2 separate regions of the Homo sapiens genome follow, and region 2 is linked to region 1. Evidence: chromatin loops called from intact Hi-C (ENCODE). Cell type or tissue: A673. All regions are shown on one strand.

Region 1 (2,500 bases):
CCCAATCAAGAAGATTTACGATTGTTTCATGAAACAGCTTTATAGATGGTTAGCATAGTTCAGACTAAAGCATTCACCTTTATCTTGCATGGACAATAAGTGCTAAATGATACAAGGTCCAAATTTGCTTTTTCACAATCCAAATTCACTGAAATATTTGATTACCAAAGCTCCACTTAATTGTGTGTTGGCGGGAAACAGAAGAGGAAGATGAAGCTTTTCAGAACAAAAATCCATCTGCCACCAATAATAGCCTTTGTGTTTAAAAAGCAGTCAGTGACAACATGACTTTTTCTCTATATACTAGGTTTGTATTTTTGCTTGTTGGGAAGAATGGCATTTAAAAAATTAACATATTATCAGAACATGATGCAACGAAATTAAATTATATGGACTTCATTAGGAGATAAGAGAAAAATATAATATGTTCAATGTAGGACCTCCCAACCTTGATCACATCCTATGTTTCAAATATAAATTAAAAGATTTTGGTGATATTTAGCTTTGTAGTAATAATGACTGGAAATGTTAACATCAATAACTTATTGCTGTATAAACCACATTTGAAAAAATATCTCTTTGAGACAATATTACTTTGGCTGTTAATTCAAATGAGCAGGAACAAATGAGGCATTTATGCAATAATTTTTTTCTTAAATCAAGCTAAATTTCATTAAGAAATGATTCCTCCAAAATGAGCTTTCTACAATTAAAAATAACTTAGACTAGAGATAATTTATTTGACAAAAATATATTCTATTTTCACTTATACATTATATGAAACAAAAATAAATTTGCTGTTAACGCTCCTTCACTCATAACAGAAGCAAATTACATCTAATTAATGGAAATATTTTTTTCTTCCAAGAAGTTTCAACCATCAAACAAGGGGGTAGAAAAGTGAAACCTAAATCTGTTTGATTAAAAGAAAAAAAAAGAATTTCCTCCCCATCTTATGATGCTCATCCCATATACATTTTTTTCCACTATAACTGCAATTTGGCTCTCAGTTGTTTTCAAGTCAATTAGAGAAACTTGACTACGTTACTTTAAATCAAATACAAGGACTGAGTGATTCAGTGGATTAAATCAAGGACAGGAAACTGGGTAATTGCAGTACTAATCTCAGCTTTGCCTAATTATCCATGACCTCTTGGCAGTGATATTGTCCCTTGTGGGTTTGTGAGGGGTGTTCCTCTACCTCCTATCTGTAGCTGTTGCTGCTTAGAAAACAATGAATATCCTTTTCCCAATTGGAATATCTGAATTTTATTAAATTATGTTGGCACCTTTGTTGTAATCACTTGATTTATATGTGTCAGCCTATTTTTAAACTCTGTATTCTTTTCCATTGGTCTGTATTCCTGCCTTTATGCTAATACCACAGTCTTCGTTATCATGTCTTTAAAATCCAATAAATCATCCAATTTTGTTCTTTCTCAAAATTATTTTGCCTATTCTAGGTTTTTATATTTCTAGATGAATTTTAGAATCAACTTGTCAATATCTGAAAAATAAAAAGCCTGTTGGGATTATGTTTGTGATTGTGTTGAATGTATAGATCAGTTTGGCGAGAATGGCCATCCTAATAATATTGAGCTGATTAATCCATGAACAAGTTGTATTTTATTTTATTTAGATCTTTACTTTCACCCTGCAATGTTGTGAAGTTTTTACAGTAGGGTTTACAAATATCTTTTATCAAATTGACCCCTAAATATTTTGTATTTTGGATGATGTTGTTTTTAAATTTCAAATTTCAGATATTTATTGCTGGTCTGTAGAATATAGTTGATTGTTTTATATTGGACTTTCATATTGTAAACTCTAAATTTATTTATTAACGTAGTACTTTTTCTGAGACGTTCAAAAAGGATTTTCCTCGTAGATAATCATACTGTCTGTGAATAGAAACTTTATTACTTCTTGGTTTTCAACATGCATACTTTATTTTTTCTTGCCTTGTTACATAGATAAGGCCTCCAATACAATGAAATGATGCTTTTGCCTTTGTTCCTAATCTGAAGAGAAAGGAGTTATTCTTCCACTATTAAGTTTTATGTTACTTGATGACCTTTTAGAAAATGTTCTTTATTAGATGAGAAAGTTTGTTTCTACTTTTTTTTTAATCAGCGGGTTTGGATTTAGTCTGATATGGTTGGGCTCTGTGGCCCCACCCAAATCTCACCTTAAATTGTGATTTTCATAATCCCCACGTGTCAAGGGTTGGACCAGGTGGAGGTAATTCAATCATGGGGGCAGTTCCCCCATGCTGTTCTCATGATGTGAGTGAGTTCTCACAAGATCTGATAAGGGCCTCTTTCCCCTTGGCTGGGCACTTCTCCCTATTGCCTTGGGAAGAAGATGCCTTGCTTCCCCTTTGCTTTCTGCCATGATTGTTAGTTTCGTGAGGCCTCCCCAGCCATGCTGAACCGTGAGTCAATTAAACCTCTTTACTTTATAAATTACCCAGTATCAGGCAGTACTTTAGAGCAGTGTG
Region 2 (2,500 bases), 820 kb before region 1:
GTGAAGGCTTGTGATGGGATTGGAGGAGCTATGCATAAGGCAATGCTAATGGCTCAAGCAATGAGGGGGCTCACTCTAGGAGGACAAGTTAGAACATTTGGGAAAAAATGTTATAATTGTGGTCAAATCGGTCATCTGAAAAGGAGTTGCCCAGTCTTAAATAAACAGAATATAATAAATCAAGCTATTACAGCAAAAAATAAAAAGCCATCTGGCCTGTGTCCAAAATGTGGAAAAGGAAAACATTGGGCCAATCAATGTCATTCTAAATTTGATAAAGATGGGCAACCATTGTCGGGAAACAGGAAGAGGGGCCAGCCTCAGGCCCCCCAACAAACTGGGGCATTCCCAGTTCAACTGTTTGTTCCTCAGGGTTTTCAAGGACAACAACCCCTACAGAAAATACCACCACTTCAGGGAGTCAGCCAATTACAACAATCCAACAGCTGTCCCGCGCCACAGCAGGCAGCGCCACAGTAGATTTATGTTCCACCCAAATGGTCTCTTTACTCCCTGGAGAGCCCCCACAAAAGATTCCTAGAGGGGTATATGGCCCGCTGCCAGAAGGGAGGGTAGGCCTTATTTTAGGGTGATCAAGTCTAAATTTGAAGGGAGTCCAAATTCATACTGGGGTAATTTATTCAGATTATAAAGGGGGAATTCAGTTAGTGATCAGCTCCACTGTTCCCTGGAGTGCCAATCCAGGTGATAGAATTGCTCAATTACTGCTTTTGCCTTATGTTAAAATTGGGGAAAACAAAACGGAAAGAACAGGAGGGTTTGGAAGTACCAACCCTGCAGGAAAAGCCACTTATTGGGCTAATCAGGTCTCAGAGGATAGACCCGTGTGTACAGTCACTATTCAGGGAAAGAGTTTGAAGGATTAGTGGATACCCAGGCTGATGTTTCTATCATCGGCATAGGCACCGCCTCAGAAGTGTATCAGAGTGCCATGATTTTACATTGTCTAGGATCTGATAATCAAGAAAGTACGGTTCAGCCTATGATCACTTCTATTCCAATCAATTTATGGGGCCGAGACTTGTTACAACAATGGCATGCAGAGATTACTATCCCAGCCTCCCTATACAGCCCCAGGAATCAAAAAATCATGACTAAAATGGGATAGCTCCCTAAAAAGGGACTAGGAAAGAATGAAGATGGCATTAAAGTCCCAACTGAGGCTGAAAAAAATCAAAAAAAGAAAAGGAATAGGGCATCCTTTTTAGAAGCGGTCACTGTAGAGCCTCCAAAACCCATTCCATTAATTTGGGGGGAAAAAAAAAAACTGTATGGTAAATCAGTAGCCGCTTCCAAAACAAAAACTGGAGGCTTTACACTTATTAGCAAAGAAACAGTTAGAAAAAGGACATATTGAGCCTTCATTTTCGCCTTGGAATTCTCCTGTTTGTAATTCAGAAAAAATCCGGCAGATGGCGTATGCTAACTGACTTAAGAGCCATTAATGCCATAATTCAACCCATGGGGGCTCTCCCATCCCGGTTGCCCTCTCCAGCCATGGTCCCCTTTAATTATAATTGATCTGAAGGATTGCTTTTTTACCATTCCTCTGGCAAAAGAGGATTTTGAAAAATTTGCTTTTACTATACCAGCCTAAATAATAAAGAACCAGCCACCAGGTTTCAGTGGAAAGTATTGCCTCAGGGAATGCTTAATAATTCAACTATTTGTCAGACTTTCATAGCTCAAGCTCTGCAACCAGTTAGAGACAAGTTTTCAGACTGTTATATCGTTCATTATGTTGATATTTTGTGTGCTGCAGAAACGAGAGACAAATTAATTGACCGTTACACATTTCTCAGACAGAGGTTGCCAACGCGGGACTGACAATAGCATCTGATAAGATTCAAACCTCTCCTCCTTTCCATTACTTGGGAATGCAGGTAGAGGAAAGGAAAATTAAACCACAAAAAATAGAAATAAGAAAAGACACATTAAAAACATTAAATGAGTTTCAAAAGTTGGTAGGAGATACTAATTGGATTCGGAGATATTAATTGGATTTGGCCAACTCTAGGCATTCCTACTTATGCCATGTCAATTTTGTTCTCTTTCTTAAGAGGGGACTTGGAATTAAATAGTGAAAGAATGTTACCTCCAGAGGCAACTAAAGAAATTAAATTAATTGAAGAAAAAAATTCGGTCAGCACAAGTAAATAGGATCACTTGGCCCCACTCCAAATTTTGATTTTTGGTACTGCACATTCTCTAACAGCCATCATTGTTCAAAACACAGATCTTGTGGATTGGTCCTTCCTTCCTCATAGTACAATTAAGACTTTTACATTGTACTTGGATCAAATGGCTACATTAATTGGTCAGGGAAGATTACGAATAATAACATTGTGTGGAAATGACCCAGATAAAATCACTGTTCCTTTCAACAAGCAACAAGTTAGACAAGCCTTTATCAGTTCTGGTGCATGGCAGATTGGTCTTGCTAATTTTCTGGGAATTATTGATAATCATTACCCAAAAA

The links. Hi-C counts contacts between places; a loop is a spot of excess contacts. Peaks named below come from ENCODE experiments on the same cell type or tissue, not always from the same donor. Only the 100,000 strongest peaks of a DNase experiment are listed, where the experiment ranks them.
Region 2: a loop joins it to region 1, with 5 times the contacts of the local background. A loop is called at or near these places in 1 of 110 quality-filtered maps.

What each region holds. Positions count from the first base shown.
Region 1 is chr3:102,513,302-102,515,801 of GRCh38, forward strand. No RefSeq gene overlaps it. Among named protein-coding and RNA genes, the nearest start is that of ZPLD1, 80 kb to the left of the region's middle. In A673, no CTCF peak of the experiment used is centred here; a DNase peak (open chromatin) is centred at 1,140; H3K4me3 peaks cover 1,027 bases; H3K27ac peaks cover 649 bases.
Region 2 is chr3:101,694,529-101,697,028 of GRCh38, forward strand. LOC124906262 (endogenous retrovirus group K member 5 Gag polyprotein) reads left to right here. Exons shown (of 3, transcript XM_047449415.1): 3 at 1-2,500. The coding sequence ends at 480. Among named protein-coding and RNA genes, the nearest start is that of RPL24, 9.1 kb to the left of the region's middle. In A673, a CTCF peak has its summit at 1,438; DNase peaks (open chromatin) are centred at 513 and 1,443.